Linked DNA regions of Mus musculus: region 2 is linked to region 1. A link is a loop called in an ENCODE intact Hi-C map of the cell type or tissue named here. Cell type or tissue: gastrocnemius. All regions are shown on one strand.

Region 1 (8,000 bases):
AGTTTCCCTCTTTGTTGCAAAAAAGAAAAAAAGAAAAAAGAAAAAGAAAAAGGAAGAAAGAGAAAAAGAAAGAGAAGAAAAGATAAAAGAAGAGAAAGAAAAGAGAAAAAGAAGGAACTTGCAAGAAAGGGAATTTCCAGCAGAAAGAAAGGCTCTTTGTGTCAGTGGTCTGAGCAGTTTCTAAAGAGTGGATGCTGTAGGGAGCGGGAGGAATGCATGGAGCCACGGAATGAATTTTCCAACTACCTCTCTCAAAAGAATCCTCTAACAAACCAACCCCACCCCAGGAAGAATTAACTACTGCTAAAACTCTATGTCCCTGTTTCCCTCCTAACACCGAGCAAATTCCGTTTATATTAATTCTCCTACACAGGCACTGTCTTGGCTGCTTGATGCATCTGCACATCCCCAGTGCCTGGCGCGGGTGGGCGAGGCCTGCTTTGGCCCAGTGGATGGCTAGATGGATCAGAAGCAGCAGTCTGAATATTCAGATGGCTCTCGAGCTTTGAGCAAGCCAGAAGGATTAGCATATGCAGACCTGAGCCAAGAGAGGACTTCCAGGAGCTGGGACTACCCAAACCAGTCCCTAGCCAGGGCAGTGGAGGTAGCAAGGAAAAAATACTCTCAAGGTGTGTGGTCTGTGGAGGACTCCACTGCAGGTACAGAGATGAGGAGCACTCAGAAGCAGAGGCGCCAGTGTGCCAGCTACCCCACCCAGGAACGAGACAAACGAGGCAAAGCAGAGCGTGGTGGTATATAATCCCAGCATAGGGAAGGCTGAGGCAGGAGTACTGCTTTGAGTTTGTGGCCAGACTGGGCTCCTTAGCAAGTACCAGGATAGCTAGAAATACATGATAAAACCTTATCTGAAAAAGTAAAAAGAAGTATGGGAGAGAGAGAGAGAGAGAAGAGACGAGACAGGCAGAAAGACAGACAGAGTCACAGGGAGCAGGACACCATGGACCCGTTTCTAGCATGTTTTCTGTGATCAGCCTTGTGCTTTGACAGCTCACATTCCATCAACCCAGTCTCCTAAAGGACCAAGCATCCCAGACTTACAGATCAGAAGCCCAACCTACCAAGAGCCTGGGATCTCCCACTCCTTGTGGGTAGGTGCCAAGGCCTGCACCCCCAGGAAACTATGCAGTAGCAACCGAGGTGAGTACTGAAAAATGCCTGAGCTGAAAAAGCACTTTTCCACATTTCATATTTCTTGGGTAGTTTGTCTCTTTCTATCCAAGTTTCTTAGAAAGGGGTGTGTGTGTGTGTGTGTGTGTGTGTGTGTGTGTGTGTGTGTGTACTTTATCAGTAAAGAATCCGACAGGATTCTGATCTACAAATGGAGCTGTGAAGGAGAGAACGCTAGGTCTGTGGGGTAAAGTTTTAGAGGCAAGCAGAGTAGATGTGATCATGGCAGCAGGCTCGGGGTATCTGGTGTTTCACAGGGAGGACATGCTCTGGTGCATCCTGAGCCAGTGGCCCTGGCTGCCTCCTGGGGCTGGCTTCCCACAAGCTCACTTCTGTCTCCAGCAGCGCCTCAGTGCTCTCCTGCCCACCTAATTCTTTGTTTCCTCAAAGCCTATGTCAGGATGTTGTTATTTCAACACTTATAATTCTAACAGCATGCACCCCGCGCGCGTGCCTTGTGGCCTTGATATTCTCAGGGAGACAGACAGGTGCTCTCTCTTTACTCCAGTGGGTGGACATTGCTGACACATGGAAATTAACAGCAGCTTGCCACCCTGCAGTAGTTTAGAGTTTGCCTGAGGACTTGGACGGTGAGGCAGGCTGCTAGAGACCTCACTCAGGGGATAAGCCCAATTAAAGGCTCTGACTTTCTACTCAGATGGGACTCCGCAGCACAGCATCCCTCCTGGACTTAAGAGTCCAGGCAAAACCAACAGGTCCAGTTTGAGTGGGCGTGGCCTTCAAAATCACCACAGATGAGGTCCCCGCTGGGCCCTCCAGGAGCAAGGCCGTGAGAAAGGCCAAAGTGAAAGGAAAGGCCACTTCTAGTTGACCTCTGCTTTTGGGAACTTTGCAACCATGTGCAGGCAACTAGCTGGCTGGCAGCAGCAGGCTCTCTGAAGAATGCATAGGATGCCTGCTTCTGCAGCCCTGCACGCTGCCGAGGAGGGCGCCTCCGTCTCGTGTGCAGGGTCCACCCGTGGCAGGAGATCAAGTTGGAAGTGGGGGAAGGGCATGCAGGCAGAGATGGGTGCTGGAGAGAGGCGATCAAGAAAGCTCTCATTCTTTAACTTTATTCACCCTTAGGCACTATTTTGGGACAGCAGTGGCTTTGGGGTGTGTCCAGACAGCCAGAGCCTAATACAGACTTATCAAGGCTCACTCTTCGCTTTCTTACCGGCTCACTTCTGGTCACATGCAGTCTAAATACACATGCATGCAAACGGAATAATAAAATCACCCCTTTCCGTCGGTGTACTGCGAAGTGTCAGGCAGAAAAGCGGACACCAGGAAAAGAGACTCTGGCTAAAGAACTGCCACCTCCACAGGCTCTGCACCGCGTGAAAGCGTGACCTGATGCAGTGTGTCTCCTGAAACTGTGTGTCTCCCTTCCCCCAGCTCAACCGACTTCCCAGACTCCCTGGAGCCTGGTCAACCCCATCACAGCCCTGAGTTCTTCCTGTTCGGCCTCCTCTCCTCCCGAAGTAAAGGGATCACAGACGCACTTGATGGGGAAGAAGGGCCAAGATTCCACTCTTCTGGACAGTAGCCTAGCCTGGAGCCAGTGAGCCGTCGGGTCCCTGCTTGGGACTCCAAGATTCTCTGTCAATTTCATAGCTCTTCTCTGCCTGGCCACCTCGCTTGTGGGTCGGAGACCCCCCCAGCGTGGTACCTCTTCTCTAGGATGCCCACGCCACAGGCTTCAGCCACCTGCTAGATACCAACCGTGGGAGCACAGCCTGAAGCTGGTGGACACATCCACGGGTCTCAGCCAGTGCCTACCTCTGCCCTGCCTGGTCTCCATCAGGCAGCCCAGGTCGCAGGGACCGCAGGGGTTAAAGGGGTCACAAGGGTCGCCCACACACACACTTCTTACCCAATCCCGGCACGAAAGTGTTGAGGAAGAGACAGATGACAGCCACCGGGAAGGGCATGTAGGGGATGGCGGCGCGCAGGGGCCCCTTCTTCTCGCGAACCTGCACGACCACCCCGCTGGACGACGATGCCCCCCGGGGATCTGCCGCTGCCACAGCCGCCGCCGCCGCCGCGGTCTCGGCGTCTTTGTGCAAAGGCTCCATGGCTGGACGCGCTCTCCAGGAACCCTGCAGCCGCCCGGGGCACCAGGGCAGACGGCGGCCGGCTGCGGGCTCCTGGCAGCGCGCTATGCGCCCTTCTCAGGAGGCCAGTGCGCTCCGGGTGCTGCGAGGCTGGCGGAGAAGCCCGCCCTCCCGCGCTCCACGCCCCCACTCCGGGCGGAGGGCGGGAGGGGCAGCGTGACACTCTGTGACAGCGCTCCCTCGCCCCTCCCCTCCGGGCCCCTTCCCCGCCCCCTCCACACCTCTCTGCAAAGCCCTTGGTTCACCAGCAATGGAGACCCCAGCAAGGGAAGAAAGCGCAAGGAGAGCGCAAGGATGCTGGTGGTCTAGGTACCCAGAGGGATGGATGTGCCTCACCCTCCTAGCACAGGTGAACTGAGAACCTCACTCAAGGTCCTGGAGAGCTGGGCGTGCACTAGGCTGATTCAGTTGGAAAAGCCTCAAGGTTGAATCTCTCTTCTGGAGTGTGCATTTAATGCTAGGGAGGTGGGGGCTAGGGACGCTTGAAGCCTGAAACCTAGAAACACTTTGCATTTCGAGTCACGGAGAAAAAGCAACGTGTTTCGAGTCACAGATGCTGATAGGACTGGAAGCGAGAAATATAGCTTACAGCTTTATAAACCCATGCATGTCTGCAAGAGATGTTCCCTTCACGCGCCCACACACACACACACACACACACACACACACACACACACACTGTCTCACGTATAAGTTCACACACATAGAAACGAAAATGGAAAGGAATGCTTGCTTGAGGGAGCCACGGAGCTGGTAGTGGGAACCATGCCCTGACCAGTGTGCTGCTGCGGGACATCTGGGCCAGTTATGACTACCTGGTGAAGATGCGGTGCGCCCACAGCGCCCCCTGGTGTTAACGATGCACCGGTGGGAATAAGCGAATAGACTTGGCAAGAGTCCAAACCAAGAGCCTAATTCAGTCTTTTCAATAAGACCCTTCATCTACTCCGATGAAAATGACCTCCTCTAGCGGGGCACGTGCTTCATGGCTGCAATCCCATCCTTGAGAGGTGTAGGTAGGAGGCTCTCTTCCTATCAAATTCAAGACCAACTTGAGCAAGACTACACTTCTAAATAGATAAATATTTTAAGTCTACAAGGTAGCCTGCAGGATTGTAGTCATTACAATGATAGTACCGCAGAGCCAGTGACAAATTGGCTGGGATATGCTGAAGGTTCGAAGGTTCTGGGACTGGGACCTTCCCATGCATCCAACTGTAGGGGAGTTATCAGTCACTAAAGCCCCTCCCAGAAAGTGATGCAGGTCAAGATTTAATGGCCAACAGAAACTACTTGTAGGTATGTTTTATTTTAAATGTTTATCACAGCATCCTCTGTTGGGCAGCATCCCAAACTCTTAACCACATTCAATGCCTGCCTTAACTGTACAAAGCACTACATAGTACTGTGTTTTCTAGATGGAGCAATTAAAGCATAATCGTCCATGATAATGTGGAGCAGGTGATCTCTTTCCAAAACCCATATGCATAAATGACATTTCATCTAAAGATCCCGAAACTAACCTCCATTCTATGAATTCGCAGAATACCTGGATCTCTTTTGGGTTCCCTCTATCATTATTTGTCTCTGAGGAAAATGAACCCAGAGAGGGAAATAGATTTCTATTTCCCCAATTTCCTGTGGCTATCTTTGTGACACCCAGACAGAGCCATTGTGGGTGCCAACACATGGGAGCCTATGATAGCAGGGGGAATCCAGACCTGCAGTAAAGCTGGGCCTGGAGCTGCTAAGGTGGGTAGGAAACAGGTTAGTGCTGGGGGCGGGCAGAGGAATTAGGACTTTATTGTCTGGGAATCGCTGACATTTTAAGTGGACATAGGGCCTCATACGTGTTCTATTTATTCCTACAATGTAACAAGTGACCCTCGAATTGATCAGCTTGACATGGCCGGATTTTGGTTTGTATGTTTTTGTTTTGTTGTTTTGAATGATCATACTCTACGGTGAGAACATAAGAGAGGCGGCATTTCTCCCTCCATTGTCTGCAGATCTGCAGCTGGGAAACTCAAATGGCTGGTGGCTGGAACAGTGAGGACCACAAGATCCACTTCTAAAAATATTCTCTGGTCAGTGGCATCAGGGAGAGAGTTTGAAAGCTGGTTGGCCAGGGGTAGTCCTTCATGCTACCTCCATTGTCCACGTGACCTGGAGGTTTTTACATTAAAATATGGCCGCCAGTTTCTAAGTGAGAACTTGCTGAGAGGAGTCATCCTGAGAGTAGAGACTGCAGAACCATAATGAGTATCACCGCCACTTCTCCAAAAGTTACACAGTATCCTTCTGCATTTCTCCCTTAGGCATTCAACCAGCGACCCACCCAGACTTAAATACAGAGCAGCCCTCCTCTTAATGGAAGAATGAGAGCCCAGGCTTTAAAACCAACAGTATGACTATATCAGCTGAGAAGACCTCTTAGCCAAGTGAGGAGGACGGCTAGTGAGGATCAGGTCACGTGCCCACAGGAACTGAGGTGAGATGAGGACTCTTCTTGACCTACCAGCCCAGAGAATGGGAGAGACAGCTTCCAGATGCTAATTGGGCAGAACGAGCAGACAGAACGGAGCTGCTGTGTTTGAGCGCACATTGCTCTCTTTTCCGTTGGCTGTGATCAAACGCCTGACATAAAGCAACTCTGGCACGAAGGTCACATTTTGACTTACAGTTTAAGAAAAAACTAACCCGCCATCCATCGTGACTGAGGGAAGGCATGGCGGGAGGATCACGAAGCAGCTTGTTACCCCGTTTAGCTGGTAATTGATTACCCCAGGGCCCACACAGCTCCACGAGCTCACTTCACTCTGCGTGCCCGTCGTCCTCTTCCCACTCTCCTTGGAGTCTCACCTTGCCACACCCTGACCCATTTTTTTTCCCTCCAGCTTTTAGCTTCTGTTCCTTTTCTATAACAAGCTAGCCTCACTCAGCCAATTACTTGCTGGCCCACTTAGCTCCTAATAAATCTATTAAGCTGTAATCAATGCTCAAGCATCCTTGAGACCAACTCTCTTGATTAGACCTGGTGGTGATTAAGTGTGAGGGTCTCTGTAATTACCACTGAAAACCTGAACAATGAGTCAATTTGTTTGGCAGGGGGAGAAAACAGCTCATCTAGCCAGGCCCTGCCCATGGAAGTGTCTGCCATCCTTCTCCTGCGCCCCAAAGGCTGAAGATCAAGATCGTAGTAGCTTCCAAGGAAGCAGTCTTTGAGATGGATAAGGAGCCTGCAGAATTCTAACTTCATTGCTGGTGTGTTGGTCAGTTTCCTATCACTGTAGCAAAACACCTGAGGCACTAAGTCTGTAAACAGAGTTATTTTGGCCTGTGGTTTCAGAGGGTCCAGTCCATGATCCATTGGCCCTGACATCTCCCCTTGTGGTGGAGACTGTGGTGGGGGGCATACTGGCTAAAGAGAACAGAGAGGATGGAGTCCCACAGTCCTCTTTGGGAACATAACCCCTAATAACCTAACAAATCTGACAAGTGTCTTCCTCTTAAAGGCACCATTACTGCCCTGTAGTGCCAAGTTAGGGACCAAGCCTTTGGTACAAATGGGCATTTAGGGAAGATTGTAAATCCAGTAGACAGTGGTTCATGTACAACCACACAACAGTGGCACAAGCAATATCCTATAAAACGAAGCAATGAAGAACTGAGAGCATAGTTCAGCAGAGTGCTTGCTTAGCATGCATAAAGCCTAGGATTTGACCCCAGTACCACATAAGCCCAGCACAGTAGCACATACCCATAGTCCCAGCACTTGGGAGATTGAGGGAAAGAAGATCAGAAGTTCAAGACTATCTTCTCTGATGCAGAACGACCAAGACCTGCCTGGGATACCTGAGACCCTGACTGAAAAAAATAAAATGAAAAATAAGAAAAGAAAGCAACAACAAAGATTTCTGAGACAACAGGTGCCAGGTGGCACCCGCAAGTCACCGAGGATGGCTCAGCAGAGACTAGCATATTAGTGAGCTACATTCAAGCCTGGCCCTGCAGCCCCTCTGGGAGACTGGGTCCTTCAGCCCCTAACCAGCATCCCTGACCAGCAGCTTGAGCTGTCCAACACAGCTCCCCAGCCCTTCTCCTACCTCATGAGGCAGCAAGCTAGCCCCAGCTGCTCTGGCACGGGTTGCGTGGTCCCCGGCTTCCTGTGGTGACACATGGGGACATAAAGCTCTGTTATTCTGGCAGGCACCACAGACTGGTCTCTCAGCATCTAGTTCCTGGCGTAGGTTGTTTTGTTTCTCTCTTAACCACCCAGCACGTATGTCAGTACCTCTGTGTCTTGGCAAGGTGGGGGAAGGGTGCTGCTATGCAGCAAAGGGAGCCAGGGTACACAGGGGTAGCCAGGATGCTCAAGGATAGCCAGGATGCTCGGGAGTAGTTAGGATGCTCAGGAGTATCCAGGATGCTCAGGGGTAGCCAGGGTGCTCAGGGGTAGCCAGGATGCTCAGGGGTAGCCAGGGTGCTCAGGGGTAGCCAGGATGCTCAGGAGTAGCCAGGGTGCTCAGGGGTAGCCAGGGTGCTCAGGGGTAGCCAGGATGCTCAGGGGTAGCCAGGATGCTCAGGGGTAGCCAGGGTGCTCAGGAGTAGCCAGGATGCTCAGGAGTAGCCAGGGTGCTCAGGAGTAGCCAGGATGCTCAGGGATAGTCAGGATGCTCAGGAGTAGCCAGGATG
Region 2 (8,000 bases), 64 kb after region 1:
ATGATCAATCTCTATTGTCAATTTGACTAGCTTTAGAAGCACCTAGGAGTCATATCTTGGGGCACGTGTGAGAGAATTTCCAAAGAGGGCTAAGGACAGACAATTTAACCTAACTATAGGTGACACCATCCAAAGGACTGGGATCTCAAACTGAATGGAGCCAGGCGGTGGTGGTGCACGTCTTTAATCCCAGCACTCGGGAGGCAGAGGCAGGCAGATTTCTGAGTTCGAGGCCAGCCTGGTCTACAGAGTGAGTTCCAGGACAGCCAGGGCTACACAGAGAAACCCTGTCTCGAAAACAAACAAACAAACAAACTGAAAGGAAAGGGGGAAATAAGATGATTAAGTGTCCCTCTCCTTCCCATTCGTCACTTTAGCTGCAACACAACCACCAACCTTCCCCACTTTCCCCACCGTGACGGGACTGTACCCTCGAACCATGAACCTAAGTAAACCCTCCCTTCCTTAAGTCACTTTAGTCAAATATGTATTAAAGCAATGAGAGAAGCAATATATAGGTTATGTAACCAAGTAACTGAGCTACTAGGAATTTCACAGAAATTCCTCCACCAAGCAAGCGAGAGCCAGAGAGGGAGAGAGCAAAGCAAGAGTGCGCGAGAGCGAGAACAAACGTGAGAGCGAGATAATGGGTCCATTGTCATACCCTTAAACCAAGCTGGCCTTGAGATGTGGTGGTAATATTTGTCTCAGCCCAAAACAATGTGAGCATCTGACTGCCTAGACAGTGGGAAAGGCCCAGGGTACCTGCTAACCAACCCACCATCCCCCAAAGCCTTGCTCACTGCCGGGACTCCTAACTAGGTCCTCCTACCACGTGATCAGAGAACCTCTGCAGACAGAGCTCCGCTGAACAGATCTACGACCAGTAGCTGATTTTCTTCGTGGCAGCTCCCAGGTAGTTTCCAGGTACTTACTCTAAGGCTCTAGGCTCATAGGTTTGAATACTTAGTCTCTAGTTTTGGTGGCTGTTTGGAGAAGACTAAGAAGTGTGGCCTTGCTGGAGGAAGTATGTCACTGGGGGCTGGCTTTGAGGCTTCCAAAGCCTCTAGCCATTCTTGGTGTTGTTAGCTCTCTCCAGCTCCTGCTTGTGAGACCTGAGCTCTCAGCTGTTCCTGCCACCATGCCATCGCTCTACCTTTATGGACTCTAACCCGTCAAAACCATAGGCCCAAGTAAATGCTTTCTTTTGGTCATGGTATTTTCTCACTGAAACAGGAAAGTAACTAAGACATCGAGTACATGCATTGAACCCCCAGCAGGTGCACTTGGCTCACCAGATAAGATGTTGAATCTTTGTGCTCCGGTCCCAGTCCTCTGCTCAGAGCTGGGGGTGCTCATGGGGTACCACTTAGCGCTGTATAAAAGTAAAGTTGAGCTGGGTGGTGGTGCACGCTCCTTTAATCCCAGCACTTAGGAGGCAAAAGCAGAATGATCTCTGTGAGTTCGAGCTTAGCCTGGTCTATAGATCGAGTACCAGGACAGTCTGGGCTATGCAAAGAAACTCTGTCTTAAAAAAAAAAAAAAGAAAGAAAGAAAGAAAGAAAGAGAGAGAGAAAGAAAGAGAGAGAGAGAGAGAAAAAGAGAAAGAGAGAAAGAAGAAAAAGAAAAGAAAAGAAAAGAAAAAGGGAAAAACAAAAAAAACAAAGAAAAAGGAAAAATAGAAAAAGAAATGAAAATTTGATTGGTGAGCCCTGAGGAGCCCTTGACTATAGATGGGAGGTCCAGGGGTAGGAGGTAGGGGGTGGAGGGCAAGAGTCTAGCTCTTCAGGGAAGGAACACTGGGCAGTCAGGCCCCAAAGAGCTACAGCCAGGAAGGTAACATTTCTGACAGTCAAACCCAGAGCTCACCAATATGGCGAGTCTTGCTGAAACCCCCTAGCATGGCTGCAGCCATTTTGTCCCATAACTGCCAGCTATTTCATACTGTTGCCAGTCACTGATGCAGAAGAATAACTTGACTCAGAGCAGGGTCATGTGACCCCATACCCTGTTATGTTATGTATATTATGAAGTTTGTTAATATTAAGAAATTCCACAACTATAAGCTTCATGTAGGGCCCATCAAATTAAAGGTCAACATGAACTGTTATGCCTAAAATACTTGAGTCAGGCAGCACTCGTTCCAGCACCTGGGTATGAGCTCATTGTGGTTTTGTGGTTTTAACCTTTATAAACTGACATAGAAAAAATGTTTAGAGTCATAGCCTCAGCCCCCGAGATCTGAGCTACAGCCCTAATAGATCAATCTTAGGGTGTGCATTCAATACACCATCTGCTGGTGTTGTATGGACTCCACCCCGACAGATACCTGGCAACAGCCAGGTATGCCCCACCCCACTGTTACTTGGCAACAGCCAGGTAGGCCTGGCCTATAAAAGGGGCTGCTTGTCCCCTCCTCTCTTACTCCTGCTTCTCTCCCTTGCCTCTTGTCCCCTTGCTCCCCCTCTCTCCACATTCCCTTCCCCCCTCTCTCCACATGGCCGCCTCCCCCTGCCTTTCTCCACCTCTGCTACCCTCTTAACTCCCCTCCCCATGCCCTGAATAAACTCTATTCTATACTATACCAGTGTGGGTCTGGTCTCTCAGGGGGAAGAAATGCCTTGGTATGGGCCCACTGAGGCACCCCATCCCCCCACACCTCGCCAGAACATATCGTAATAGCCCTTTCTCTTTTTATGATCACAACACTGTCCCTGTCTGAATGAGATCGGTGTTCATGTGGTTTGTGGGGTGACTCTTAGACCATTCTCACTAGCCAATTTGCTTGAGAGAATCTCATCCTAAGTTTCTGAGGTTGGAGTTACAGGCAGCTGTCCCACCCACTCAACATTTGCATGCGGTCTGGGAGTCTGAACTCCAAGCTTCACATTCACACAGCACTTTGGTTGCTGAGCCATCTCCCCAGGACCCAACACTCCACTGCTATCTGGCTAATATCACACATACCCAGTTGGCACAAACAGTGGGCATACTGGACCTTCCTTGCTAGGTGTCTTCTGTCCTACCCCTCCTCAGAGGTGGTCCTCATCAGATTGGACTGTATTGTTATCTGCCTCATCCCTTCAACCAACTCCCTGACAATAGCTACATAAAAAGGAGAGTCTTCAGGGCGTGGCGGCAAACGCCTTTAATCCCAGAATTTAAGAGGGAGAAGCAGGTAGCTCTCTGGATTTGAGGTCTGGCTGGCCTATATAGTGAGTTCCAGATCAGCCAGGGCTATATGGTGAGACCTCCTCTGAAGTGAGAGGGGTTACTTTCACTGAATTCTAAGGGATGAAGTCCATCTTGGCAGGGAAGGTTTAGTCCCAGGTGCCGAAGCAGCTGGTTACTTTGTGTCCACAGTCAGGAAGCAGAGAAGGGCCTGCTTTCTCCCTTCATTTCAGCCTGGCTGTTAATTAACCTGATCTAGAAACTCCCTCATACGGGTGCCCAGAGATTTGTCTCCGGGGTGATTCTAGATCCTATCGATTGACAATCCATAGTAACCATCACTAGGACCCTTTGTCAGATGCCCCCTACTGTGCGCCCTTTATTCCTCCTCTTCCTCCTCAGTCTGCCTCAGCGACTTTTTTTCATAAATATCATCTTGTGATCCAGCCACTTCTTCCCTTCTCCGGATCCCTCCCTGGCCCCTCTCTAGGGGCTGAGTGTCTTTCTACCCCTGTTCCCTGTCTTGGCTGAATGATTGAGTGTTTTAATTTGTTTCCCAGGCGCAGTCTCTATGGCTCTGCTCTCTGTAATTCACACGGCAGCAGTCTGCTGGGACGTGTATAAAGTCAGTACTGAGAGGGCTCAGAGACGTGAGACACCAAAGAGCGGAGGGACAGGGAGAAGCGCAGGAGCCCCGCCCGAAAGAAAGGCTGGTGCGGGCCGGCTTGGAGCAGATCAAAGCAAGCAGAATGCTGGCTGCAGCGGGAGGTGGGGGGGGGGGGGGGGGCAGGAAGTTCTGTTACAGACAGGGCTGCAACTATCATCAGAGAAGCTGGAGAAATGAGGCTGCCTCTGACCCCTGCATTCTGGCCAATTACATAAAGCCCGGTACTTCTAAACAGCTCCCCTGATGGTTCTAGAGCTCACTCAGGACTACAAACAACAGGTTCAGCGGCAGACCTACAGGGAGAGGGAGAGAAAGGACTGTGAGGTGACCACATCTCCCTTCAAGCCCACACAAATATCCGGACACTGTGGTGGAAGCCCTGGGTAAGGGGGCTTGGTCCTAAAGAAGAGTCTTCGTGCAAAACTAGAATTCTGGGGTGGGTGTGGGCTGCTGCTTAGATGTCCCACAGAGGACCCAGAGTGAGGGACACCTCCACAGGCTGGTGTCTTTACCACTTGCTTTCCCAGTGTCACCTCCATGATCCTAGCTCTTCAAGTCCTCCCTGATCACAAAGACCCTGCAAGAATAGCAGCTCCTAGTCATTTCACAGGCAAAAGCAGAGTGCCTACTGTGTTCTCTCAGAAGAGGAGATGGAGACCTACAGGGTGCCAAGCTCTCACTGCGCACAGAGGGTGAGCCTGGAGTCGGTCTCTTTATATGGCGCATAGGAAACTAAAAGCCTGCTACTGCTGTTAATCAGCCCTGGGTCTACCAAAGAGCTCGGAGGTAATCCGCAGGAAGGTGGCCTCTGAGCTGAGGCTTCCTGGAGCTCTCGGAGTCTTTCACCGCCCTTCATCTCTCTGAGTGTCCCTTGAGCATACCTCAGCCTCTCTCTACAGGGAACTAGGCACCACTGCAAATTGCAATGAGGTTCTCAGCTGGAAGAGTATCTTATACCCCAGGCAAGCCAGAGCCTAGGGCAATGACCTGTAAACAGATTCCCTCACGGAGTGGTTGTTGAACTGGATAAAATACAATGGTGCTTTTGTGCTTTTTGTTGGGGGAAGAAACAGAAGGAACAAAAAGTCTTGCCCAGGGCCCTCCACCTGCCATTGTGGCCTGGGTTCCACAAACTCGGGAGCTCCCTGTTAGCATTTTGTCTAAGCTCCGCCCCACAGTTACCTGGCAACAGCCAGGTGTGCCTGACTCAAGGTAAAAGGGGCTGCATGTCCCCCATCTTGATCTTGCCTTCCTGCTCCCACTTTCTCCCCCTTCCCCCTGCCGCCAGTGCTCATGGCCAGCCTCTACTCCTCTACTTCTCTCTCTCTCCCTCCCCCTTTCTCTGCCTCTACCACCCTCTTAACTCCCCTCCCTATACCCTCAATAAACTCTATTCTATACTACACTGTGGTCGTGTGGCTGGTCCCTCAGGGAGAAGGGATACCTTAGCATGGCACCCCCTCCCCCACACCTGACTACACATCCACAAAACATTCCTCCTCTCTGTCTTTTTATAAACACATCACTCCTAGACACTGATAGACAGAACACAGAGAGCTGAGATGCCACACCTCTGGCCACTAGGAGCTCTGGTGCAAGTGACCGGGTGTTGAGAAGACTGAGGACTGCTGTGGTGCACAGCCATGAGCCCAGGAATTTGTGTGAGGTGAGCAAAACAGCTGCCAACCTTGCGAGGACAGCTAGGGGCCGGAATGGCTTGGATATCCTGGCAGACAGACAGGGGTCTGTGCATGGGGACCAGCACCATGGATGTACACACACAGATGTACATCCCTGAGGGATGATGGATGCAGAGTGAATGAAGGAGGCTGGAGAGGAGGCACACTTCAATCCTGCAGCCATATGTCACGATTTCACTGTGTTGGGAACATAGATGAATACATTTGTGTCTTCCCACAGTGTCATAATAAACTCACCAGCTATGGAAGTGTTGTTGGCAGCAATTTGCCAAGTAGCTCTCTCTCCTTGCTATGCAGCCAAGGGAAGGACAGGTTCTTTTGTTCCCATCGTAACTAATATAAACCCTCAGAACACACATGACACATCAGACAGTCAACAGACGGACAGACGTGTAGGTTAAAGAATGGCTACAATGAGTTGACAGAGTTTCAGAGAGGCCAAACTTAGAGGCAGCAGTGGGATGCTGCTAAGAATGTGAAGGGAATTTCCATGGGAGACCAGGTAACCAACCAGGTTTGGAGTTCTGCTAGGTGCTGCTGTAGAGTCAAGTTAGCTGGAGCCTGTAGAGGTGAAGGGTTGTTGGACCAGATCCAAACAAACAAAGGAATGAATGGGTAGGTGGATGGAATGAAAAGATGGAGAGAAGAAGGAAAGAAGGAGCCAGGTGGTGGTGGCACACGCATTTAATCCCAGTATTTGGGAGGCAGAGGCTGGTGGTTCTATATAAGTTCAAGGCCAGCCTGGTCTACAAAATATGTGGCCAGGACAGCCAAGGCTACACAGAGAAACCTGACTCAAGAACCTCAGGATGTTCCCTAGCAATTCCAAATCCAGACAAAGTAATGAACATTAACCATTGAACTCTGTGACTCGTTATCATCATAAATACATTGCGGATCTATTCCGTGTGGTCCTGAAAAGCATCTGTGGGAGTACAACCCCATCTCTGCGCTCCTATAGCTTACAACCTGTAAAGGAGAGAGAAAAAGAAAGATTGAAACAACCACGTTCAAAGAGGGCTGTGACGGACCTGCCCCTCAGTTCCTGTCCTTCTGACCCCTAAGTCTTCCCTCCCCCTCAATCCACTGCCCAGTCCTGGCCCAGGTCACCTCTCTCTAGGACACCTCCACGAACCTCTCTCTGCCTGCAGCCCAGCAGCTCTCTCCCTTCTTCTCCAGCTACCAGAAAACAAAGCTCAGTAACCAAGCCAGGTGGGTCACACTGCATGGGTTTCCTTCACCAGCCGTCCTGTCAGGATCTCAGGATCTCTGGTGCCTTTCCAGAGCAGCGTGAGGGGGGACTGTGGGTGTACATTGGACACCATCTAGTGGACATTAGGGTAATTTATTTCCAGGCTACGGAAAGATCTCGGAAGGCTCCAAGTCAATCTTCCTAGTTTCAAAGATGGCTTGTTTAGCCATATTTTAGGAGAATTTTGACTTGACTTCATTACAAGATCAGTGTGTCAAAGCCTGCTTCAGGAGCCAGACATAGGGAAGGGCAGATAGTATGATGCTGAATGCTGCCTTACCTCCAACAGCCTTTCATCAGCACCCTGGATGCAGGCTCGAGGCTGCTAATCAGCTGTCGGTTGCCCCTGCAACTTTTGGGCCTGTGGTGAGGTAGAAGCTTCATGGTAGAGATTACATGGATCACAGCAAGGATGTGAAAGAAGAGCAAGTCCTGCTATCCCTTGAATGGCATGTCCCTTCAAGAGCGTGACTACAGGGCTGGTGAGATGGCTCAGTGGGTAAGAGCACCCGACTGTTCTTCCGAAGGTCTGGAGTTCAAATCCCAGCAACCACATGGTGGCTCACAACCATCTCAACCATCTGTAACAAGATCTGACGCCCTCTTCTGGAGTGTCTGAGGACAGCTACAGTGTACTTACATATAATAAATAAATAAATATTAAAAAAAAAAGAGCATGACTACATAACCTAAGACCTCCAACTTGGCCCTACTTTTTTTTTAAGATTTATTTATTATTATATCTTATCTTAAGTACACTGTAGCTGTCTTCCAACACTGCAGAAGTGGGATCAGGATCAGATCTCATTACAGATGACTGTGAGCCACCATGTGGTTGCTGGGATTTGGACTCAGGACCTTCAGAAGAGCAGTCAGTGCTCTTAACCACTGAGCCACCTCTCCAGCCCCTTGGCCCTACTTCTTGAAGGTCTCACCACCTCTGTTGTGTAACAGTTTCCTGGGAGATTGAAGCATGCCATCCCAGTGGGGAAGCTCTTTAAGCAGGAAGGTAAACAACTCAAAATAGCTTCAGGAAGTTCCTGAAACTGTGTGGATCTACCAGGCCCCTCCCTGTCAAAATAAGCAACAAAAGCTGAGAGCCCCTTCTCAGACAAAGCAAAGAAAACTCTGATACCAGACCAGCTGCCTGGAAGCAGCAGAAACCAGCAGCCCTGCCTGGAAGAAGTTTTAGACCAACTGAGGCACCTGC

What was found. A loop is a pair of places that touch in the nucleus more often than their neighbours do. Peaks named below come from ENCODE experiments on the same cell type or tissue, not always from the same donor. Only the 100,000 strongest peaks of a DNase experiment are listed, where the experiment ranks them.
Region 2: it touches region 1 in a loop (4-fold over the local background); 16 of 42 quality-filtered maps call a loop at or near these places.

What each region holds. Positions count from the first base shown.
Region 1 is chr1:180,480,064-180,488,063 of GRCm38, forward strand. It overlaps Stum (mechanosensory transduction mediator), which reads right to left and starts at 3,441. Exons shown (of 4, transcript NM_001081227.2): 1 at 3,065-3,441. The coding sequence starts at 3,266. In gastrocnemius, a CTCF peak has its summit at 4,155 (motif pointing left); DNase peaks (open chromatin) are centred at 457, 1,961, 2,124, 3,233 and 2 more places; H3K4me3 peaks cover 1,899 bases; H3K27ac peaks cover 607 bases.
Region 2 is chr1:180,544,161-180,552,160 of GRCm38, forward strand. It overlaps Gm31986 (a long non-coding RNA gene), which reads right to left. Exons shown (of 4, transcript XR_001779573.2): 2 at 7,071-7,151; 3 at 6,394-6,507. Among named protein-coding and RNA genes, the nearest start is that of Parp1, 21 kb to the right of the region's middle. In gastrocnemius, a CTCF peak has its summit at 6,869 (motif pointing left); DNase peaks (open chromatin) are centred at 3,862 and 6,794; H3K4me3 peaks cover 628 bases.